6 separate regions of the Homo sapiens genome follow, and regions 2, 3, 4, 5 and 6 are each linked to region 1. Evidence: read pairs that join two places in POLR2A ChIA-PET (ENCODE). Cell type or tissue: CD4-positive, alpha-beta T cell. All regions are shown on one strand.

Evidence for each region. ChIA-PET counts read pairs that join two places held together with the same protein. Peaks named below come from ENCODE experiments on the same cell type or tissue, not always from the same donor. Only the 100,000 strongest peaks of a DNase experiment are listed, where the experiment ranks them.
Region 2: POLR2A ChIA-PET joins it to region 1 with 14 read pairs; 14 of 35 experiments call an interaction of 5 or more read pairs at or near these places.
Region 3: POLR2A ChIA-PET joins it to region 1 with 23 read pairs; 9 of 35 experiments call an interaction of 5 or more read pairs at or near these places.
Region 4: POLR2A ChIA-PET joins it to region 1 with 32 read pairs; 19 of 35 experiments call an interaction of 5 or more read pairs at or near these places.
Region 5: POLR2A ChIA-PET joins it to region 1 with 10 read pairs; 9 of 35 experiments call an interaction of 5 or more read pairs at or near these places.
Region 6: POLR2A ChIA-PET joins it to region 1 with 35 read pairs; 9 of 35 experiments call an interaction of 5 or more read pairs at or near these places.

What each region holds. Positions count from the first base shown.
Region 1 is chr2:234,291,048-234,295,047 of GRCh38, forward strand. The region is part of intron 2 of LOC105373933 (a long non-coding RNA gene); the gene reads right to left. Among named protein-coding and RNA genes, the nearest start is that of LINC01891, 160 kb to the right of the region's middle. In CD4-positive, alpha-beta T cell, no CTCF peak of the experiment used is centred here; DNase peaks (open chromatin) are centred at 994, 1,614 and 3,134; H3K4me3 peaks cover 1,071 bases; H3K27ac peaks cover 3,960 bases.
Region 2 is chr2:234,436,596-234,440,595 of GRCh38, forward strand. No RefSeq gene overlaps it. Among named protein-coding and RNA genes, the nearest start is that of LINC01891, 16 kb to the right of the region's middle. In CD4-positive, alpha-beta T cell, no CTCF peak of the experiment used is centred here; no DNase peak of the experiment used is centred here; H3K4me3 peaks cover 328 bases; H3K27ac peaks cover 1,328 bases.
Region 3 is chr2:234,444,560-234,448,559 of GRCh38, forward strand. LINC01891 (long intergenic non-protein coding RNA 1891) reads right to left here. Exons shown (of 3, transcript NR_146988.1): 3 at 31-176. Among named protein-coding and RNA genes, the nearest start is that of LINC01891, 8.0 kb to the right of the region's middle. RefSeq lists an enhancer at 1,818-1,867. In CD4-positive, alpha-beta T cell, no CTCF peak of the experiment used is centred here; DNase peaks (open chromatin) are centred at 652 and 2,062; H3K4me3 peaks cover 438 bases; H3K27ac peaks cover 2,961 bases.
Region 4 is chr2:234,482,299-234,486,298 of GRCh38, forward strand. No RefSeq gene overlaps it. Among named protein-coding and RNA genes, the nearest start is that of ARL4C, 13 kb to the right of the region's middle. In CD4-positive, alpha-beta T cell, a CTCF peak has its summit at 1,762; DNase peaks (open chromatin) are centred at 1,383 and 1,803; H3K4me3 peaks cover 828 bases; H3K27ac peaks cover 2,300 bases.
Region 5 is chr2:234,453,060-234,457,059 of GRCh38, forward strand. It overlaps LINC01891 (long intergenic non-protein coding RNA 1891), which reads right to left and starts at 1,536. Exons shown (of 3, transcript NR_146988.1): 1 at 1,426-1,536. It also overlaps the pseudogene HSPE1P9. In CD4-positive, alpha-beta T cell, no CTCF peak of the experiment used is centred here; DNase peaks (open chromatin) are centred at 362 and 1,582; H3K4me3 peaks cover 1,953 bases; H3K27ac peaks cover 2,672 bases.
Region 6 is chr2:234,462,098-234,466,097 of GRCh38, forward strand. No RefSeq gene overlaps it. Among named protein-coding and RNA genes, the nearest start is that of LINC01891, 9.5 kb to the left of the region's middle. In CD4-positive, alpha-beta T cell, no CTCF peak of the experiment used is centred here; DNase peaks (open chromatin) are centred at 345 and 2,104; H3K4me3 peaks cover 1,228 bases; H3K27ac peaks cover 3,782 bases.

The DNA of each region.
Region 1 (4,000 bases):
TCCTCCAGTTAAGTTCTGACACTCTCTACCTGGAGACAGCGTCAGATCCCAGGGGTTGGGGGCTTAGTCCCCCAAGACCACCCCTGACCTTCAGACATCACTCACTAGTACAGGCCTCGGGAACTTCTGACAACCAGCTATAAATTGATAAAGACCCCCTCTTTATTAATTTGCTAGGGTGGCTCGCAGAACTCGGGGAAACCCTTAGGTTTACCATAAAGGATGTTACAAAGGATACAGATGAAGAGATGGATAGGCGAGGTATAGGGGAAGGGGTGCGGAGCTTCCATGCTCTCCCTGAGTGTGACTCTCTCCGGGAACCTCCATGGGTTCAGCTACCTAGAAATTCTTAGAACTGTGTCCTTTTGGGTTTTCATGGAAGCTTTGTGACATAGGCAGGATTGGCCATTGATGGTCAACTTAACCTTCAGCTTTTCTCCCCTCCCTGGAGTTCAGGGTGGGGCTGAAAATCTCAACCCTCTAATCCTGCCTTGGTCTTTCCAATGACCAGCCTCACCCTGAAGCTACCTAGGGGCTGCCAGCCATCAGCCAACTCATCAGCATTCAAAAGTACATCACTTTGGAGATTCTAAGGATTTTAGGAGGTGTATGTCAGGAAATGGATTCAAAGGCCAAATATTTATCTCATAATATCACACTCCTAAACTCATAGGACACTGGCAAGGACACCAAGCTCAACTCCTCCCCATTTCTGAATCCCTGGGCTCCATGCTGCGCCTATGGCTGCTGCACAGTTGTTCTGAAGGGGCCCTGGCCTGCATGTGCCTGATGCACACAGCTGGAGGGTGTCCTGCAGAGATGGGACCATTAGCTGGCAGGCATGTGTGGTGGAGGGGACAGGGGAGCACGTGCCATAGTTCGATTTATTTTTAGGTATGTGGGAGTCACTAAAGGCAGTAAGCAAGGGTGTGATGTAATCAATTGTGCATTTTAAAGTGATTGCTCCAGCTGCCTGTGGAGAATGGATTGGAGAAGGGCCAAAGGGCACTCAGGGGCGTCAGCTGGGAGGCTGTGCTACAGTTCCCAGGAAGGATGTGGCTGCAACAGTGACAGAAAACACATAAACAGGGCAATGGACTATAGGGTGTTCGTGCAACCAGACACACCCAGCCAAGAGTATCTCACCTCCTGCAGGTCAGATGCAGACACCCTCTAACCACTGGCATTTTGGCCTCTGGAATGAGCCTGGTGGTGATAAAGTCTGGAGGGCCACAGGTGACCATATGAGCCACAGGATGCCTCAAGACCAGAGACATCCTCGCAGAATCAACAAGAGGAGAGCAAAGGACAGGAAGAGACTCAGGCAAAACTTTTGTCTGCACAACCAATTCCCATCTTCACCACCTGAACGCCACCCCAGATGACATATATGGGGCTGCTTTTGCCATCCACATGGCTAGGACAGTGTATCTGTAGTTGTCAACAACAATCAGAGGACCATATCAATTAAACCAGGAACTTTTCCATGTCGTTTCGACTGAATCATATAAAGGTAGACAACATCGCACTATGTTGGTGCACAGAGCACTCTGAAATGATTCATTTTTCGCTCCTTTGAGGCGAAGGCAAACCTACAAGCAGAACAAACCGCATCCGGAGAGGAAGTGATAAAGCTCAGAGGAGCAGCAAGAATAACCATGGCGACAATCTTGCAATTTAGAGGCTGCAAATAAGAGAGATATTTACTTTGGAAATGCAACTGAAAAAAAGAAAAGCTGCAATGACAACAGCATAGCAACAATCTTCTCCTCTGGGCTCAATGAAAAAGAAATGACAAGACAATGAACCATCTCCAGGGGCTGTATGTAAATCCAAGATTTCCTTTTGACATAACAGTGTGAAAGATCATCAGTGAGGAAGGTGAATCATTCAGGCTTTTAAAATAGCTTTTTATTTTGAGATCTTGTAGATTCACCTGCAGTTGTAAGAAATATTATATTCTGTGTACTCTTCACCCAGTTTCCCCCAGTGATAACACTTTGCATGAGGAAATTGACATTGAAACAATGGTTCAGTTTTGAGGAAGTATCAGATATCAAAGAGATACTTTGTCATGTTTGGATAAAAATGTAACACTTCTGTATTAAAAAAAAAAAACTAAAATTACAAGAAAACCAAACAGGAAAAAAAAAAAGCTTTTTTATTAATCCTAGCAAGGAGTTTATTCTATACAATGCGTATGTTCACATTTACAAGAAAAACAGTGGCCTTTGAAAATATTTTGATGGCCTGTAGAGTTATAACCAGAATCACTGCAATGCAGTAATATTTAAAGAAATGTATGAGGCAACACTGGATGAATTTACTGATTGAGATGTCATTGTTTTGAGGAATTATTGTTTGTGGCCTTTCTGAAATCCTCCATCACTACCTTTTACATTCAGGAACTCATCAGGCCCTTCCAGCATTACATTATAAGAAATATAGTGTATCATGCCTGTAATTCCAGCACTTTGGGAGGCCGAGGCAGGTGGATCACCTGAGATCAGGAGTTCAAGATCAGCCTGATCAACAGGGTGAAACCTCATCTCTACTAAAAATACAAAAAAAATTAGCCAGGCATGGTGGTGGGTGCCTGTAATCCCAGTTACTCAGGAGGCTGAGGCAGGAGAATCACTTGAACCCGAGAGGCAGAGGTTGCAGTTAGCTGAGATCATACCACCGAACTCCAGCCTGAGCAACAAGAGCTAAAACTGTCTTTAAAAAAAAAAAGAAAGAAAGAAATATAGTGTATCTTTTTCCTGATTCATTCATTCAACAAATATTTATATACTACTATTGGCCCACTATTTTCTTTAGGGGAAAACAGGAATGGCCCCCCCAGAAAGCCCTCTGGGGAGCTGAAATTCTAATCCATTATTGGTTTTGTCTCAACTATAATTGCCCTTGTTTAGAATTTCATCATCTTCCAGAGGAGTCGCCCTCTGTACAGTCTTTCCCCACCCCTCAGTTTATTCTCTGCATTGCTGATCCTTCCTCAACAGACACTGCTAATTATGTCAGGTTTAGGGTCAAAATCCTTCCCGAGTTTCTATCACTCACGCCCCCGACTTCCACAGGGGGCAGTTCTGAGCTCCTCTGTGGCTCTTAGTCATCCATCCCCTACCTTCCTGTGTACCTCCTCATTCATCCACCTTCTTCTCTGCCCACACAGCTGGCCCAGGCTTCCTGTCCAGGTGCATGGTCCTCCTGTGCCAGGGGATGAGTTGGGGGCTGGGTTGGGAGGGCTCCTCTTGCCTTTCTGCCTGAAGAAGCCCTACTCATTAACCTTTAAGTCTAAACATGACCTCTTCTGTTGAATAAAATATAGAAAATTCCATTTAGTGGGAGATTGCATGGAGATCACCAAATAACTATCTATTGATTGGATTAATGTGCTGTCATTCTATTATGAACAAAGTGATATGTTTGTTTGTTTCAGCATTGTATCTTAATGCCTGTGATGCTGTGACAATGTAGCAACAGTGATTTCTTTGGAGTGGTGCGTGGAATCCACTTAGCACTTTGTGTTATTAATCTTTTTTTTTTTTTTTTGCTGAAAATAAAAGTCATTGTAAAAAATTTAAAAATTAGAAAAAAAATATGGAAAAGAAAACACCAAATATCCAGCGTGTAATATTGCAAGGTTTGGGCATATTAATATTTTCTTCCCTTTTCCCAGTACTTTTATTTACTCTACGTTGATTACATATACAATTTAAACTTTTGTGGTTGTTTCCACTTAAAGTATATTAAAATGTTTTAAGCATTTGACACAAGCTGCCAAATGGATTTTCAAATGGATTGTAAAATTTTATTTTCCCAAATCATTAGATATGAAAATGTATGGCTTTCCTACCACATCTTCATAATAGCTAGCATTAATTACTAGTTGAAGAGGCAAAATTTGGTATATTTTCTTCACCTTTGTTTTTCTTTGAGTCTTAGGAAGGTTGACTAAATTGTCATTTCCTTTTTTTTTTTTTTGAGACAGAGTTGC
Region 2 (4,000 bases), 150 kb after region 1:
GAGCTGCAGAATCAGGTTCCTCCCAGGCAGGCGGGTCTGGAGAAACCACACCAGAATGCCTGTGGCGCCGCTCCCCCCGAGTCCCTGCTCCTTCTCCCTTGCATAACAGGGCCCTGCATGTTGGCCCAGGTCAGTGCACACACTTGGGCTGCCCCACTGGAACCCTTAGGCACCACACAGTGTATGGGGGAGCCCTGGAGTCCCTGTGCTGGCTGTCCTGAGCCCCAGACCCCACACGGACACCGAGTGGGACGGTGCAGTCGCTCCACATCCCTCCACACAGAGGCCACTTTGTGGCGGGTTCCACCTGCCCTCTCTCTCCTTGACTTGCTTCTTTCTTTGTCAAGCAGTGCACTGTCTTGAACTCTAACATCAAAGTATTTCTTTGACCTGTCCTCCATCTGAGTATAAGTACCACAAAGACAAGCATTTGTTTTGTTTACTGCTTTTTCCCCGGCTCCTAGAATCACCCCTGGTATATAGTAGGTGCTCAATAAAGGTTTGCGGGGGGAAGAAAGGTAAGAAAGATGGAGGGAAGTCAAGAGAGAGGGAAAGGGAAAGAGTGGGGTTTGTTGGTTCCTCCTTGAGTGATACCACCCACCCTGGGAGAAGCTGAAAGCTCCACATGCTGTCCCTCCCCAGTGACAGGGACCATCCACGCTGTGGCCTCCAACTCAGCTGCCTCCCTTCATAGGCATCAGCCTTGGCTCTGAGCCTCACCCTGGCCTCTTCTCCCTGTGGGTGCCCCTGCTCATGGTACCCGAGGGAACACCACCAGCAGAGAGTGCAAGAAGCAGACCAAGTGAGGACCTTCAAGCATGCATAACCACAGGCACCATGGCACTGCTTCTCTTGGTGGAAGAGAGAGCAGGGGAGAGTGGTGTCCCCCGTATTTGGTTCCTATAAATTCTCCTGATCTGTCTGCATTCACAGGCTGGGAAAGACCCTCAAACGGGCTGCAGTGGCCACCCTAAGAAGTGTTCTTCTTCTGCTTCAGACCCATTTCTTTCAGGACCATAAGCAGCTCTGCTCCTCATCTCCCACGCTGTAGACAGGGATCCCTGGTTGGCACTGTTTTCTCTGTCCCTAGGATGCCCGTGTCCTTTGGCTGCAGGCTCCCACCACCCAGCCCTTGCTCCCTGCACAGGGTGGTACTCAGTGAATATGTGGTAGCTCTTCTTGGGTTGAAGAAGAGAGGGCAGAAGAAAACCTGCCCCTCCACTTGCTTTCTTGCAGTGGCTTGTCTCAGCTTGAGTGCTTCCCTTCCCAACTGACCACATCTGAGGCTTTGCTTTGTGCTCCATCCATTCAAAACCAAGCGACCAAACGATGCTTCCCTTGGGGATTTTCTTTAGAACAAAGACCATTTTCATCAGCACTCTTTTCTCCCGCTCCTGGGTTCCTTCCACCTTTCATGAACTGAGCCCCCTTCTGAAGTAAGGCGTGGGCACCCTGAATGGAAATGGCTAGATTAATGCGCATGCATGTCCACACTGGTGCAGGGCACCTGCTTTTCTGGGACAATTGCCATCTGGAATCAGACGCCTTCCTCATTGTGTGCCTATTTCTGGACAAAGAAGAGGAGAATTGGACGAGAAGCAGGCCTCCTCTCCCACATCCTCCAGCCACCTGGCAGGCCCGACTAAGACACCCGCTCCAGCTCAGGTGGTTTATGTGGCTCCAGTGAGTGGGGCAAGTGGGGCGTTTCATCCCAACCTTCTGCATAACAGCATTAGCAGATCAGACACTCAGGTCTGGGACAACATGTCCTGAAGGGCATCTCTGGGTTCCCCCTCCAGGGCCTTGGGTGCTGCCCTGCCTCCTCTGCTGAAGGCTGCCTACCCCCCACCGCCAGAGCAGCAGAGTTCCCTTCAGTAGCTTTCAGGGACTGGAAGGATAGTGGGCTGCCTCTCCCCACAGGTAAGGCTACCGTTGGTCTCCTGGCTCTCGGCGGGCTGGGGGCCCATCCCTGGATAGCAGCTACGGGGAAAGACATGGCTCTGGAGATGGAGGCGAGAGTCAGATGCTGAGACCTCCAACAATGTCCGCTTGTGGAGGCTTTACTATTTATAACACTTTTGTTTTCTACAATGAATAGATAATGCTTTTAGAACAGAAAAGTGAAACGTAAATCAACTCCGCAAGAAACAGGAAGCTCAAAATTTAGATCCGAATAAGTCTTTCCACCCAGGGCTGGTCTAGGGATAGAAGAAAGACTAATGTTTTTGGTAGGAGAGGAAATGGAGGTGAGGGGCTGTGCTGGAGAAGTCAGCCTGCGGGGGGCGGGGGCAGGCGGGGTAGAATTTCAATTCTGCTCTCAATCTTGTTTTCTTAGAATACAATAAAATATTTTCACATAAGATACTGGTCTGGAGGGCAGGCGTGGTGGCTCATGCCTGTAATCCCAGCACTTTGGGAGGTCAAGGCGGGTGGATCACCTGAGGTCAGGAGTTCAAGACCAGCTTGACCAAAATGGTGAAACCCCGCCTCTACTAAAAATGCAAAAATTAGCTGGGTGGGGTGGCGGGCGCCTGTAGTCCCAGCTGCTCAGGAGGCTGAGACAGGAGAATCGCCTGAATCCGGGAGGTGGAGGTTGCGGTGAGCCAAGATCGTGCCATTGTACTCTAGCCTGGGCAACAAGAGCAAAACTCCGTCTCGGTGAGGGGTGGAGAGAAAAGATACTGGTCTGGAGTGATTTATTTTAGAAATATCAGATTCTGTTAAGTTTTTTATAAATTGTCTTTGGGAGTGATTGAAGAAATAGTGCGATGTTTTGAATAATCCAAGATCTAAATGTAAACACAATTTAATAAAATTAGAGACAAGGAAAACTATACATGGGGAGACTATATTACTCTTGACAGGAAATCACTGTGTATGTGCAATTATATTCATGTATTTGTCATTTGTATCTATCATATATATATATATATATATATAACCTAGGGAAAGATACCATACACCTAATCAAATGAAAAGTGATAAATTGGAAAAATATTTTCAGCACATGTCAGACAAAAATATTCATATGCCTATTGTACAAGGAGATCTCACAAACTGATAAGAAAAACCGATGATCAATTAGAAGACAAGGTCAAGGGGAACAGCTCATGCTTCACTTGACTTGGTGATTCTTCAGTAACGAGGGATCCCATCCCATCCATATGAAGAGTTGGCTTCATGGGAACAGTTTGAACCCTTTTTGGTAATATGGGGAGAGGCCTGGCCCAGGGTGCTGGGGACCCCCAGTAGGATTGAAGGGAAGACTCTTGGGAGCACCCAGACAATGGCCAAAGGGGATCTGAAAGAAAAGTTTTCAGCAGCGAAGTCACAGGGGGATCAGGTGTCTACCAGGAGAATGTGGCTGGGCAGGAAGCAAGTGCACACTCTGGAGTGTAATTGAGTAGGTCAAAATCTGTGCTGTTGTTCCCTTGCCTGCAAAAATAATTCCCTTTCCCCTGTTCTCCTCCTTTTCGGAGGCTCTGTCACTGTCCCTCTGTGCCCACCTGGGCTCTCTCAGATTCTTGCTATGGGATTATCCTCGCTAGCGTCTTCCCACCATCAGCATGGACAGGAGGGATGGGTGTGCAGGCCACATGAGCCCAAGAGGAAATGGTGCTTGGGGATACAATTCTCATGAGACCAACATGTGTTTCCTATGTGAGGAGGTGGCCAGGGAACGGTGGCCATAGTCGGCAGGGAGCCTGGGTGACCACATGACACACTAGGGCTGGTAGGACTGCCCAAGGTTATAGATGGTGCTTGTCTTTACTGATGCTGGTGGGCAGCCCGTTGCTTAGTTGACCAACCAGACAAATTCCAACACCCTTAAGCCTGCAGCACTGCCCGGCTTATTTCTGAGCGAAAGTGGTTGTGACGTGACAACCTGTAGAATCATGGCATCCACCCATGCATACTATCTCAGCAATGGCACTGCTGTCTTTCCAGAGTGTAAGTCACAGGCCCACATTTATCCTCGACACCACCCTCTCCCTATGCC
Region 3 (4,000 bases), 150 kb after region 1:
CCCAGTCCTCTATATTAAGATGACTCAAAACTGGGGAAGAGAACCTTGGGCTTCAGGAGCTTTTCACATTGCTTGACTCCTTCATTCTTGCCACGGTCTTACGCCTTTTTGTAGGCTCAGGGCTTTCTCAAGCATCCTTAAGCATGTTAGGGCAGTGCTTCTCTAGGTGGTTTCACCTGTAATTTAAACATTTACTTGCACGTGCTTTATGTTTTTCCACCTCCTCCTGTTAACAAACATGGATATACTTTATTATAGAAAAAAACTGCTGAATTAAAGACTGATATTGAGAGTTTACATTCTGATATATTGCCTTTTTATTACATCTCATTACGATGAAAACATGCAAGCAAGCTCCCCCAGCTAACATTCCCTGTCCCTGCCCCATGCAAGTCAGCAGCCCGGGGTATGTGAATCACCCCACAGAAGGTTCATGCCACAGCACCACTGCAAACTAAACAAATTCTTTCCACGTTAGACTTAGGGTTAAAAAAAGAAGTTGTGTTCTAAAGGAGAGAGATATGATTTTGAAAGGAGCACTGGAAAGAAAATGAAAAGGAAATGAGACCTCAGTCGACCACGTGCTGAACCAGCCAGCCAGGCTTCCTTCCTCCATTGCTTCTGCTGTGGCGACCTACGAGTGGGGGCTTTCCACAGAAGGCTGCGGGTCCGGGAACGGGGGCAGGACTTACAGACCTCACCAGAGTGTGGCCAAGGACAGAAGTTCTCTATACGGAAGAGAAGGCTTGTCTAGTATGGAGTTCTAAGTTCTGTACTTAAATGTTCCCTGACAGGGGGTGGGGCTGGGGAGGGTGTAAAACAAAAAATTATTCTGATACTTTTATTTTTTATTTTTTATTTTTTCAAGACGGAGTTTTGCCCTTGTTGCCCAGGCTGGAGTGCAATGGCATGATCCTGGCTCACTGCAACCTCCACCTCCCAGGTTCAAGCAATTCTCCTGCCTCCTCAGCCTCCCAAGTAGCTGAGATTACAGGTGCGCACCACCACGCCCGGCTAATTTTTTGTATTTTTAGTAGAGATGGGGTTTCACCATGGCCAGGCTGGTCTTGAACTTCTGACCTCAGGTGATCCGCCCACCTTGGCCTTCCAGAGTGCTGGGATTACAGGCATGAGCCACCGCGCCCGGTCGATACTTTCTAAAATGGTAAGACTTTATTCAGGACAATTGCAATTGGTGTCCACAGTGTCACAACAGGGCAGAGAGATCAGGCTCAACTCCCAATACAAGAACAAGGCACCAGACATGGTGGCTGAAACCTGTAATCCCAGCACTTTGGGAGGCTGAGGCGGGCGGATCACTTGAGGTCAGGAGTTCAAGACCAGCCTGGCCAACATGGCAAAACACCGTCTCTACCAAAAATACAAAATTAGCCAGGGGTGGTGGCAGGTGCTTGTAGTAGTCCCAGCTACTAGGGAGGCTGAGGCAGAAGAATCACTTGAACCTAAGAAGTGGAAGTTGCAGTGAGCCAAGATTGGACCATTGCACTCCAGCCTAGTCACAGAGTGAGACTCCTTACCAAAAAAATTATAAAATTAAAATTAAGAAAAAAAAAGAACAAGGGGATATTTACAGCAGGTTGAGGGGTTTCACCAGATGAAGATGATTTCAGGGTCGGGCTTCTTGCTAAACTGATCCAGGTTTCAACAAGGATTCTTGTTGAAGGTAGGCCAGGGTGATCTGATATCGAGGATCAAGGGTTCTCAATAAACTGACAGCAGGATCCCTGTTGAAACTGAGCTTTGCAGGCCCAGCAAGGACAGGGACCAAGGTTGAGGGCTTGGAGGAGTCTGACTAAAGTTTGGTCAAGGAGAGAGTCTTTGTCAGGGGTTATGTGGGCTCTTCCTTCATGTTCCTTTAAAGAGCATGCCCATCTTCCGGGACTTCCTCTTTCTGTTTAAGTTACCATTTACTGTGGCTTCTCACGCTCTTTACGCAGCTGCAAAGGCAGAGCAAGACACACTGCTGGCCCAGAAGGGCTGATGATCCGGCAGCCTCAAGCTACGGGTCAGGAGTGAGGAAGTGAGGCTGGCCTTGTGGGTGTGGAGTGGCTCTGAAGCTTCCTGTCTCCACCCAGCCCTCTGCCCCTGCACTAAACCAAAGCCCTGCAGAGCAGAGTCTAGTGACGCTCCTGGGAAGGTGACGCTCCTGGCGGCACATGGCCTTGAGAGCTTCCACGTAGTTTGCCCTTGGTCTTGTCTCTGAGACGCCTTCTGGTTGCCTCGGTCTCCTCACACCCCCCAGGATCCAAGTCCAGGCCTACCTGGCTCCCGGGCACTCCCTGTGTGCCTCCCACCTCCTCCTTCCACCGAAGGCAGGCGAGGTCAGCTCTCCCTTCCCTCCTGTCTCTGGAGCCCTCGCTCCATGCCCAGGCCTGTCCCGTGGACGTGTCATGCAGCTGCTTGCTTCATGTTCTTCTAGCTTTCTCCCTGAGCCACAGGCAATGCTTTTCAAAAGCAGTGAAAAGTTTAGCGGAGTTTTTTTTGTTTTTTTTTTGTCAAGGTAATAAAATCTGCAGTGATAAAAATAGCTATTAGAAGTTTAGGAAAATTTCATCTTGGAGTAGAAGAATGAGGATGGACTAGGCTAAATAGTGTCCTAACAAATACCTGTCCACCCAGAACCTCAGAATGTGAACTTATTTGGAAATAGGCTCTTTGTGTATGCCATTCTCATAGATGAAGTCCTCCTGGATTTAGGGTGGGTCCTAAATCCAGTGACTGGTGTCCTTATAAGAAGACCACATGAAGCCGCAGGGAGGCACGGAGAGGATACCATGTGACCACGGAGACAGAGACTGGAGTGCAGCATCTAGGAACCAAAGACAGCCAAGGAATCCTGGCACTGCCAGAAGCCAGGAGAGAGCCGGAACATTCTCCCAGAGCTTTTGGAAGGAACCTAGCCTGCCCACACCTTGATTTTGGACTTCTGGCCTTCAGAACTCCAGGAGAAGAGCTTCTGTTGTTTGAAGACACCCAGTTTGCGGTCATTTGTTAAAGCAGCCCCCGGACACTAAGCCACAGTGTAGCCATATGCTTGGGCTGGGTCCCAGGGCAGCACTGACTCCTCACTTTACCTTGTGTCACAGCAAAGCCCACAGCCAGGGAGAGGGGGTCAAACTGCAGCAGCTCTCACTTCTGAGCATCATAACGAAAGCCAAAGACAGCGCCATTTACCTAAATCGGACAGCCTACAGAATCTTCCAGTCTGAAATAAGAAATGTCAAGCGTTTTAGCCATGGGAATTATAGGGTAGGGGAGATCCTTCCCCTTAACTAGTCAGTGGTTGAAATTTCTTTTGCAGCAGAAAATTTAAGTGGTAGCTTGACTGTTTAATGTTTGCAACATTAGAATGCCCTAGTCTCCACTTACTGATTTAAAGAGCAACAGAAATCCTTACAGGAAGAGCAGTAGGATGGCTGATTCCTGAAAGCGGCTTCCTGACACCCTCGCCCCAGCACCCCTGGGTCCAGTCACCATTCAGATACATCTTTTGATGGGTTGCAAGGAAAAGAACAGTGTCAGGGGACAAGGCCTGTTTACCTACAACTAACTGAAGCCCTTTGATGAGCTCTCCTCCCATCTCCAATCTGCCCCCAACCGCTGGCCGTTCCTAACCCATCTCTTTGCAAATAAAAGTTATCACCATCAGATCTGGGTGTGCCATTCTTCCAGTTGTGTGCACAAGAGGGTGGGAGTTCAGGGGGTTGGAATTCTTCTTTTCAAAAACCTGTTAAGTTTTTCTGAAACAGCAGCCTTCCCGAAGCTTCTGCTTAGTGCCTGTTCATCTATTGAGAGCTGATAATAGGATGTATTTTGCTTTTTTTTCTTTAAATGGATAAAAGGATAATGCTTTTTCTTTTCTTTCTTTTTTTTTTTTTCTTTTCTTGGCCTCCAGTGTCTATGCAAGTTATTTTTCAGTCCATTAAAATGAATCATTGTTTATCATGTTAGTTTTCACATTTCACAAAATGATGAACAA
Region 4 (4,000 bases), 190 kb after region 1:
GGTAGGGAGTTTGAGACCAGCCTGACAACATGGAGAAACTCTGTCTCTACTAAGAATACAAAATTAGCAGGGTGTGGTGGCGCATGCCTGTAACCCCAATTACTTGGGAGGCTGAGGCAGGAGAATCACTTGAACTCTGGAGGTGGAGGTTGCAGTGAGCCAAGATCGCGCCAGTGCACTCCAGCCTGGGCAACAAGAGCGAAACTCCATTTCAAAAAAAAAAAAGTTATATTCACTAACATTACTAACAAGAGAAGTGATCTCCATGTCTCAGTTTTAGTATTTCCATATAAAATAGTAGAATCTTATTTGCACTTATTTTGGAGCAGATTCTCCAATCTTGTTGAAGAATTAACATCCCACCAAGGTTTAGGGGCTGTCACAAATGTCACATACACGGTTCCTTCAGGAGCATCTGTGTCTCATGATAGGTTATTCTTAGTACTTGCAGCTCTGTGAGGTAGGTCTTATGCACCAATTTAAATATAGGGAAACAGGCTGAGTGAGTGTGTGACAATTTACTCAGGGTCACACAGCTAATAAGTGACAGGAATTGAATGAAAATATTGTTCATTTATTTAGCATCTTCTATGGATGTGGACTCTGAAAAGTTAAGAAAATTACCCAGGGTCACATGGTAGTTATGAACCTGAGCTACAGTTTGAATGTACACAGGCCTGATTCCAAAACTGCCACCTGCTCTGAGGTTACACTGTCTCTTTTGGCATTTTTGTTAATTCATACCACATTTCTCATTCTAAGTAAAAATCCATCTAAGCATGGTGACATGCATATCTCTGAGTTGTCTCCTCACTGTGGGATTTGACTTACCTCACTCCTGGCATAGCAGGCTTATTTTTCTGCATTCAAATATTTATGCCAATATGTTACATCTCAAGATAGTTTTTTTTTTTTTTTTTTTTTTTTTTTTTTTTTTTTCAGACAGAGTCTCACTCTGTCACCCAGGCTGGAGTGTAATGGCGCGATCTTGGCTCACTGCAACCTCCACCTCCCAGGTTCAAGTGATTCTCCTGCCTCAGTCTTCCGGGTAGCTGGGATTACAGGCATGCACCACCATGTCTGGCTAATTTTTGTATTTTTATTAGAGACAGGGTTTTGCCATGTTGGCCAGGCTGGTCTCAAACTCTTGACCTCTGGTGATCCACCTGCCTCGGCCTCCCAAAGTGCTGGGATTATAGGCATGAGCCACCGCTCCCAGCCAATATAGCATTTTAGCACGGATTTTTACCCTGAAACTCAGCTATAAAACTTATGTAATATTAACAAGATAAGAGCTCCCTGTGAACGTAGGAGGCTGAATGGGAAGTGGGTACAGGGCCAGGTGTAATCAGTGAATAGGCAGCTGTCCCCAGTGCCTTCTGTGAGGACTTCCCCATAGTTTGTGGTTTCCTGGTGTCTTGAAGCTAATTAAACTTGGAGATTCAGATTCACGACGTCTCAATTCACAGAAATCATGAGTTATGGTTGAATGGCATCCCCTGCAAAAGATATTGAAGTCTTAACTCCTCGTACCGTGAATGAGACCTTATTTGGAAATAGAGTATTTGCAGATGATCAAGTTTAGATGGGGTCACTAGGTGAGCCCTATTCCAACATGATCATGTCCTCACAAAAAGGTGAAATTTGGACACAGAGACCTGCACACAGGGAGAATGTCATGTGAGGGTTGGGGTGATGCTGCCGCAAACAGGAAAACCAAAGATTGCCAGCAAACCACCAGAAGCTGGGGGAGAAGCCTGGAACACACACCCTGGTGGCCTCAGAAGGAACCAACCCTGCTGACACCTCGGTCTCAGGCTTTCAGCCTCCACAACTAGATGACAACACAGTTCTGTTGCCAAAGCCCCTCTGTTTGTGGTGTGTTGCCATGGCAGCCCTGGGAAACTAACACACCAACTCACAAACCAAAATGTAAACGGGTTAATTTGCCGTTAGAGTTGTACCTGCCAAGGGGGCATTTATTTGTGTCTGCTGTCCAGGCTCTCCACCCCACGTAGGAAAACCATGGCAGCCATCAGTGGCCACACTGGCTGTTGAAAGAGTGAGGTCTCTGCTGCCAGCGTCTCTTGGGGTCTCCTGTTTTCCACGCCTTGTTGGCTGGCCTGGGCCCTGTGGGTGGACACCATCCTTATGTGGATCCACTAACTGCTTTGTCCAGATCTAACTCTGGCCAGGACAGTAGGCTGTCTCTTTAAGTTTCCTTCTTATATACCGATACTCATCCGTGACAAATCGACATTACAGTTTGACTCTTACAGGTGAGCCATATTTTCAATGGGGAGGGTGTCTTCTGTTGCTTCCAGTTTCCTGATTATTTCTTCTGAAAACCAAGGGTTATTCATCATCCAATAAACACTAAATGGTATTTAGGTATTCCTAAGTATCAGGCCCTGTGCTAGGCTCTGGGGATTTAGAAATCAACACGTTGGATAAAACTCTCTGCCTCCGTGGTGCTTTCATTCTAGGAGGGTGTGGTGGGCAGAATAATGGTCCCCCAAATGCTCATGTCCTAATTGCTGAAACCTGTGAATATGTTACCCCACACGGCATAAAGAACGCTGTGGATGTGATTAAGCTGAGGACCTTGAGGTGGGGAGTTTGTCCTGGATTATTTGGGTGGGCCCGGTGTCTTCATAAGGGTTCTTATAAGAGAAAGACCAGAGTCAGAGAGAGATTTGAAGGTGCTGTGCGGCTGGCTTTGAAGATATTAGGTTGGTGCAAAAATAATTGCATTTTTTACCATTAGTAACGGCAATTACTTTTGCACCAACCTAATAAAAGGGAGGCCATGAGTCAAGGAACATGGGCAGCCTCTAGAAGCTGGAGAAGGCGAGGAACAGACTCTCCCCTGGGGCTGCAGAAGGAGCAACCTCTGCTGACACCTGGATTTGAGGCCTTCTGATCCCTAGAACTGTAAAAGAATGCATTTGTGTTATTTGGGGCCACTAAGTTTGTGGCCATTTTTTTCAGGAGCAGTGGAAACTAACACATAGGAGAGACAGACAATGAACAAATCATTGAGGAAAATGCGTATTATGTCAGTGGAATTATGTGCCATGGAGAAAAATGATGCAGGGAGGGGAGAGACAGTGAGGGATGGGAGTTACAATTTAAAATGAGGCTGGGCAAGGCTGGACCCAGAAGGGGATGTTGGAGCAAAGACCTGAAGGAAAGGAAGGATGGAGCCAGGCAGTCCCTTGGGGGACAAGTGTCCTAGGGAGAGGGAACTGCCAGTGCAAGGACCTCTTGCAGGCTTCCTCAACCTCAGTGCTATTGACATTCTGGGCCAGATCATTGTCTGGGGAGCTGTCCCAGGCATGGTAAGATGTTCAGTGGCATCCTGGCCTCTACCCACCTGATGCCTGTAGCCCCCTCCCCTTAATGGTGACACCCAAGCATGTCTCAGGACATTGCCATTGCACCTGGAGGACAAAATCACCCATGGTTGACAGCCACTGCTTTAAAGGGACCAGAGAAACATGGCTGAGGCACGAAATTTTCTGGGGTGCTGGCATGATACAAAGCCAAGGTCCCAACAAATGAATGAATGCTCTGATGCTTGCATTCAGGGAACAGCAGCATCAGCCTCACTGGGAACTTACTAGAAAAGCAGAATCTCATGACATACCCCAGCCCCACCAAGTCAGGATGCGCGATGCAACGGAATCCCCAGGCAGGCAGTAAGTATGCCCATCAGATTTGAAAGGCGCTGGTTCAGAGATCCCTGTGCGGTCCTTCTCAGCTGCAATGGTGGTGGATGCTGCACCAATTAGGAGTCCATTCATGAGACAGATATCCTGGGGTACCTGCCATGTGCAAGTTTCCAGCTCAGGGCTGTGTAGAGCTGCCTCATGGCAGGTGCACAGGCTCTGAGGTCAGACTGCCTGGGTTCAAATCCTCACTCTGCATAGTAGCACTGTGACCCTGGCAAGGCACCCAGCACCTCCAAGCCTGTTTCTGTATTTCTGTAGTGAGGCTA
Region 5 (4,000 bases), 160 kb after region 1:
AGGAGTTGGTAAATGAAGAGGCTAGATCTATGAAAGTTCTCACCAAGCAAGGTGGTATCCTCAGAGACAGGACACTAGGGAAAGACTGGGAGGGTTTCTTCAGGAATGTGAGGAATTTTGTAGATATTTGGAATCTCTTGCCCTCATGGTGAGTAGTCAGAAAGAAACAGACCCATAGGATACAGGGAACAAGAACATAAAGAAGACAGCCAGGATTGAGAAAGTGGCCAGTGAAGCCACGAGAGCAGGTGTATTTTCACAGGGGCAGAGAGTAAAAAATAACAACCAAGAGCGTGGGTGAATGCCAAGGCAGCCTCAAGAGAAACAGGCAAGAACCAAGCCCTGGGAAAGTAGCACGTCAGGACTTGGCTGCAGGGACAGGGGTAAGCCCGTCAGAGCCCCTGCATGGCTTTCAGATTACACAGACTTTAACCGCCCAGTTTACCCTCACCCCAAACCTTTATAAATCACCTAAGAGCTAGAAGGAGCCTATAAGGTATTTTGTCCAACACTCTTATTTTACAATTGAAAAACAATGAGTTAAAACTGGGCCTGGTTATTGACAGAGGTGGGTCTACCATCTAACTGTGCCTTCTTGTCCAGCATTTCCTCCACTTCCCATGTATCCAGAACCTAGAATTAAAACAACTGGCCGGGCACAGTGGCTCATGCCTGTAATCCCAGCACTTTGGGAGGCCAAGATGGGAAGATCATGAGGTCAAAAGATCAAGACTGTCTTGGCCAACACAGTGAAACTCTGTCTCTACTAAAAATACAAAAAATTAGCCAGGCATGGTGGCACGTGTCTGTAGTCCCAGCTACTCGGGAGGCTGAGGCAGGAGAATTGCTGAAACCTGGGAGGTGGAGGTTGTGGCGACCCAAGATCGTACCACTGCACTCCAGCCTGGGCAACAGAGCAATACTCCATTTCAGAACAAAAACAAAAAGAAAAACAAACCATGTTCTAAGTATTTCAAACATTTGTCTATTGTCTGTAGGATTTACTCCCTCCAGTTTCCTAGCAGAGAGAGAAAAGAGTAAAATTAGAATGATATGCATTTATTTCAATATTGAAACCACATTTTGAAGAGTTCACTGAACTAAATGAAGAACCTAAGCTGGTCTATTAACTATAAGCAGACTTCGCACATGAAAAACGGGACATTTTCTGGATGATTGACACTAAATTCAACTTGGACAGTGAGCTAGCATCCAGGAGAGCCAGTTACTTTGGTTTTAACAAACCCCAGAGAATGGATTTCCAGTCCTGTCTACTCAGTAGAATCAACTAAAGTTAGTTTTCCCCAGCTACAAATATCTACAAGTGTTAGCTAAAATATGAAGTTTATTTAAAAATACATAGTTGAATTAACAAAGACAGAGATTCTCAAATGCTAGAAACAAAGAGAAAATTAAAAGCCATACCAATATAGTGTGTGTCAAAGGTGTAGTCATCAGGGCTGAGAGCAGGGAGTTATCTGACCCAGAAATAAGAGTTTTAAGTTAGCATCCACATGAAGACAGGAGAGGAAGTTTGGGGTAGGGTTGGAACGGAGAGCTTTATATAAAGCTGATATCTTTGAAACTCACCACCTTCAATGAAGAGGAAACAAAACCAACCCATCGACGTGCTGCTACCCAGGTCTCAGAAAAGAAAAAAAAAAAAAAGTCTGAATTTAAATTACTTGCGTGGGGCAGGAAACTCTAAGTTAAGCTTGTAACATATGAATTGGCCCTGGGTTGATAATACCCCTGTAGCAATTCAAGATATTGAGGTAACAAAATTATCTTAAAAGATTAAAAAATAAGTATGTTTGAAGTTATGAAAGCGATTTCAAAGAAGAAATAGAAAATGTAAGGAAGAACAACACGTAATGAAAACAGGACAGATTGACAAAAGGAACAACTAGAAGCACGAGGGATAGTTTGAATTGAGGATGGACTGAATAGATTTAGCTACGCTCTCTACTTTTTGTCATTAGTTATCATTAGTTTATTAAAAAAGACAGATCTGGAAATTATTTACATGATGAAAGATTTCAGAACTTCAGTGGAATGGGCAGCTTCAAGTTGATGTCATTTCAATAGTAACTTATTTCAGTCTACATACTTCCCAAGAATGCACCATCTCTTTTTTATGTATTTATTATTTTGAGAAAGAGTCTCACTCTGTCGCCCAGGCTGGAGTGCAATGGCATGATCTTGGCTCACTGTAACCTCCGTCTCCTGGGTTCAAGCCATTCTCCTGTCTCAGCCTCCCGGGTAGTGGGGTTATAGGCACACACCACCACGCCCGGCTAATTTTTGTATTTTTAGTAAAGATGGGGTTTCACCATGTTGGCCAGGCTGGGCTCAAACTCTTGACTTCAGGTGATCCGCCCACCTTGGCCTCCCAAAGTGCTGGGATGACAGGCGTGAGCCACAGTGCCCAGTCAGAATGTCACCGTCTCTAAATAAGAAATAATCCTTGTCATCTAGAACTACTCTGGTGCCTCCATATTCTAGGAGAAGAAATTTATCTCCAACTCTCATGCTAACTGGTTGAATCTCTCCACCCTTTCCTTTAGAACCTGATCCAACAGCTACTCCTTTTGCTTGCAATACTTTTCCTTGAGATTTTTCTGGAAGCATAATGCCTCCTTTGGTTACAGTTGTGGTGGCAATCCTTTCAACAAATACTCTGTCAAAGAGTAGAAGAAACTTTCTAAATGCTTGTCCTGCCATGACTTCCTCAACCGCAGACTCATACTCCGCTCTCGTGCAGCACCACAAGGAGAGATCCCTCTATTCTTAATTTATAATGACATCCTCCTTTGGTTTTTTGGTTCCATAAAAGCTCTTATTAAAAAAAAACAAAACAAAAAGAAAAAAACAGTGAAATGTTGAACTTTTTTTTAAAAAAATTTTACTTTAGGTTCTAGGATACCTGTGCAGAATGTGCAGGTTTGTTACATAGGTATACATGTGCCATTGTGGTTTGCTGTGCCTATCAACCTGTCATCTAGGTTTTAAGCCCCACATGCATTAGGTATTTGTCCTAATGCTCTCCCACCCTTTGCCCCCCACCCCCCGACAGGCCCCGGGGTGTGATGTTCCCCTCTCTGTGTTCATGTGTTCTCATTGTTCAACTCCCACTTATGAGAGTGTCGAACATTTTACGAGGTTGAATAATGTTCCTTCAAAATTTATGTCCACCTGGGACCTCGAAATTGGCCTTTGCACACAGGGTCTTTGCAGATGTAATCAAGCAAAGATGAGGTCATACTGGATTGGGGTGGATCCCCATCTAAATGACTGGTGTCCTTCTAAGGAGGCCATGTGAAGACACACATAGAAACGCAGAAACACAGAAATATGGAACAGAAAGCCATGTGATGACAGAGGCAGAGAGGGGAGCAATACAGCTGCAAGCCAAGAAATGCCAAGGACTGCTGGTATAGGGGTCAAGGGAACTCTCCTTCCACTCTCTGAAGGTGTGATGATTTGAGTCTCTGAAATAAACATTACAGTAGACAGATTAACAGGAGAAAAGGCACACAAATTTATTACATGCATAAAGCAAAGGGGTTCCACAAAATATGAGACTCAAAGAAGGGCCAGGTGGTTGAAGCTTAGGTAGCATTTTAAGCTACAGAAAGAAATGGGGGCTTGGGGCTTCTGGCAGGGGGCAGTTGGCAACAGGTTATGGAAGGTGAGGAGAGGAAATATTTAATATATTGTAAATGAAAGGTTGTCTTGTTAGGCAGGTTGTCTCTCAGGTGGCAGCCCTGAAAAAAAAAGGGGACACTCTCTTTCAATCTCTGGACTCTGTCTGGGTTGCTAATATGATCTTTCCTAGACCTGTCTTTAGGCTGATAAGAAGGCCTCAGAGAAAGCTTCGGCTTGCATCTGCCATTTGGTTTACTGATGTAGATAGATGTAAATTTCTTTTACAAAAGGACAGCTTTTTAGAGCTATTTCTGTGTCTGCAGCTTCTCTGAATAGCTATCTCGATATATGC
Region 6 (4,000 bases), 170 kb after region 1:
CATCGGCATTATAGTCTTGATCAGTTCTTGTCCCTAAAACGACAGAGTTCCTGAGCCTTCAGGGAAGAGGGTCACATTCTTGACCCCAATTGCTTCCCCAGGTAGGGCCCAGCCTGGCTACCAGCCGGCTTCTCCAGGCAGCACATTGCACACTCTGGAGCAAGTCGGCCCCCAAACTCAACCAGTCATCTTCATGGATATGCCGTTGGCCGACAAACCCACGTCCCCACCTCATCTCCAAAGTTCTGATGATTGCAACATTCACACTTTCACTCAACCTTACCACTTTGGGCTGTGATCCTCTTAGGGCCACAGTAGGTGAAATCTTAGCCAGATGGGTGTGGCCTCACAGCAAGACTTGGCTACAGCCCCTGTGGCTGCATCCGTCCTTATGAGTGAACTCTTTCCACAGATCATAGGAGCATGTTTCTCCCACTTCAGTCAGCAGCTTTCCCCTGGACAGCCTTCCAGGCTTCCACTACTGCCCCCCTACCCCACTGCCCAGGGTTCAATAGTTGCCATTTCCAACTGGTCCTTCTGGTGTGCCCTGGAGAGCATTCCCTGGGCCTACGCAATCTTCCAACTTAAGAATGCTCTGCAGACATCACTCTGGTTGCTCAAGGTGGGGCAGTAAACTTTTATTTACAGGTCATCTGATAACCCTGAACTCTAGCCCAATGACCTGGAGAAGATGAAAGGCAGCTGCATTGCTCAAGGTGAAAAAGAGACACAGGCTAGCAGAAAGACACACAGTGAATAACACCATCAAAGGAACGGATGCATGGGAAGAGGAGAGATGGTGATGCCAGCCAGATGTGGCCGTGGGCTGGTGTTTCCTCTGGCCAGCAGTTCCAATGACACCTCCTCCTGAGGGCTTTACAGGGTGCCCAAATCGAACAATGCCATACTCTGAGCTCCTTTCATACCTCTGTCCATTTTCAGAGGCTGCACACATTACAAGGTTTTGGAATTGATTTGTTTTTCTGCCCACAGCAGCCTCCAGGCTCTCAGGGCATTGGAGCCTGTTCCTGGTACATCCTTCTACTCCAAATACCAAGTACAGTGCTTGGAACATGGTGGCAGATCTTTAAAATTGTGTTTCTTTTCTTTTTTCTTTTTTTTTTTTTTTTTGAGACTGAATCTCGCTCTGTTGCCTGGGCTGGAGTGCAGTGGCATGATCTCGGCTCACTGCAACCTCTGCCTCCTGGGTTCAAGTGATTCTCCTGCCTCAGCCTCCCGAGTAGCTGGGACTACCGGTGTGTACCACCAAGCCCAGCTAATTTTTGTATTTTTAGTAGTGACGGGGTTTCAGGCCTGATAGGGACCCTCAGAATTGTCCTGCTGCAGGGCACAGATTCCCTGTATTCCTCAACTTCCCCACCGCTCGAGGAGTTTCTCGAACTCCTGACCTCGTGGTCCGCCCGCTTTGGTCTCCCAAACTGCTGGGATTACAGGCCTGAGCCACCGCGCCTGGCCTAAAATTGTATTTCATTGAGTGAAATCTGTTCCTAAGGAATTGCTTTCCAATGAGATAGTCCGGGCAGTCCTTTCTTCAGACTCTCCCTGACCCCATCACATACGAGGCTTCCCTCTGACAATGTCTGACTTCCCCTTGCTCCTGGAAGGAGCTGAGGGAGGGACATCAATTCATTATGACACTGGCTTTTCTCAGCCTCTTGGAACCACGGGCCTACTTATGCCACCTCGGTGTTTCCCTGAGAAGATATGCTTGGGCTCAACCTGTCTGCACTCATTTCTAACTCCCTTAGGCTTCCTTGTGTTGGGTAAGGCATTCTCCATTTCGGTTGAATTTTTTAAGTTTACTACTCAAAAGTATCACTTATCAGGTCCCCAAATGGTCTAGGCAAATACGTGTTCACATTAGCCACTGTCTTCTAGGAAAAATTCTCCTAAAGTATTATTAAAAATCTGCTCCTTGATGAGTAATCACTTGCTTTCTCTTTCCCCTTCTCGTCATTGTTTACTGTGCTCCGAATGTTTGCCAAAGGCGCAGGTGGGAGCCGTTCTGCGGCACGGGAGGCTTATTATTCACGTGCATTTCCACCGTGCAGTTGAGAACTGATGATATCACAGCAGTGATATCTCTGTGGTTTCTATGAGCAGAACGGATGGAAGCGATACACCAGGCTCATCAAACCAGACCCAGGCAAATGCAGCCCTCAGGTCATCACGCGCAGCTCTCTTCTGCTGGTGTCTGCAAAGCATTCTAAGAGCCTGGCTTGAAAATGCTTAAAAGCGCAAGGTGTACGTTTTCAGAACAAAATTAATCCACCCAGTCTGCACAAACAGCTCCAAGATCTTCTGCGGTATAATTGACATATAAGTCACAATCATAAAAGTGAATCAGCCACGTCCCTGAAACACAGTCGGAGATGAGGTGCTAACTTCTTGAAGTGGCTGCATGAGTTTTCTTTGGCTGCTGTAACAAACCATCACATCAGTGGCTTAAACAACCCGAATCTATTAAAAGTCCAACGCAGGTGTCGCTGAGCTAGAATTGAGGTGTCAGCAGGCCTGTGTTCTTTCTGAAGAATGCAGGGGAGAAGCTGTTTCCTTATCTTTTCCAGCTTCTAGGAACCACCCATCTATTTTGACTCGGGGCCCCTCTTCCACCTTCAAAGCCAGCGATGGTGCCTTCCCCTGCCTTCCTTCCAGAGCCCTCTCTCCCTCTCCAGTTCTGCTGCCCTCTAATCCTTGTAGGATCCTTAAACATTGGGCCCATTTGGACAATTCAGAATAATCTCTCTGTTTTAAAGTCAATTAGTAGCTTTAATTTTATCCACAGCATCAATTTCCCTTTCCATGTAATGTAACACACACAGAGATTTTAGGGCCTGTGACAGGAACCCCTCTAGGGGGCTATTTTTCTGCAGACCAGTGGTGACCTACTTATCCAGGGATGTATCTCACTCACTGCCCAGCAGTGCTGGAGCCAGGTTGCAGGTGCCAGTTTGCCTGGAAGGTGAAGAAGGTGTTTGCATCTGGACCTGGCCTCGGCACTTGCTGGTGTGTGCCCTTGGGAAAGTCACTGTGTTAGTTTGGATTCCCAGGGTTTGGGGCACAAGGCATTTATTTTGGAAGTAATTCCAGGAAGCACTGTGAGGGTGTGGGGACATTCGTCAGGGCAGGAAGCTAAAAAGGAATAAGCTATGAGTAGGTGGCCACTGTGGGCAGTGGGGCTCAGGCCTTCTAGGGACCCTTAGAATTGTCCTGCTGCAGGGCACAAATGCCCTGTATTCCTCAACCCCCCGCCCCCCAGTCCCGCTCAATGACTGAGAGCTGCTCCTGGAACCCTGTCCTGCCCTGGTGTGGGTTGAGTCTGCTCCCAGGGCCGGAGGACATCCTGAGGCAAAAAGTGACACAGGAAACTGTCCCCAGTCAGCAGGCGGCTCTGGGCAAGCCAAGTAGATGTGGATGGGGCACGGCTAGCAACTGCCACATTCTCTGAGCCTCGGTTTCCTCAGCTGTAAACATAGGAGGATAATGATACTATGTACCTACACTGAGGTCATTGTGAGGATCAACTGGGACAATACAAGCTCATTAATTAGCACAGTACCTGGCACACACTCGGCACCCAAGGCATGCCATGGTTATTATTCTATCGACTCCCTGGCTGTGTGGCCCACGATGAGTGACCTCGTCCTCTCCTGCTCTGTTTCCTCACTTGTGACCTGACAAAACTCATTCATTCATGCCTCCCATCCCTGGGGAGTCAGGCACAGTGTGAGAAGCTAGGACACTGAGTGACACAGCAGACACCATCCTCGCTCACGTGGCCCTTCCAAGCCTGCTCTGAGAGACAGATGGCAGCCAAACAATCCTACAAGTAACAATAAGAGGAAGCTGGGAAGGCGCTGAGAGAGAGGGGTACACGATGTCGGGGGACATGCCAGGGTGGGAATGGTGGGGAGGGTTGGGGGGCTTCTGTTAGCAAGTTGAGGCTGCTTGAGAGCCTGAGAGAGGGATCCCTGAGGAC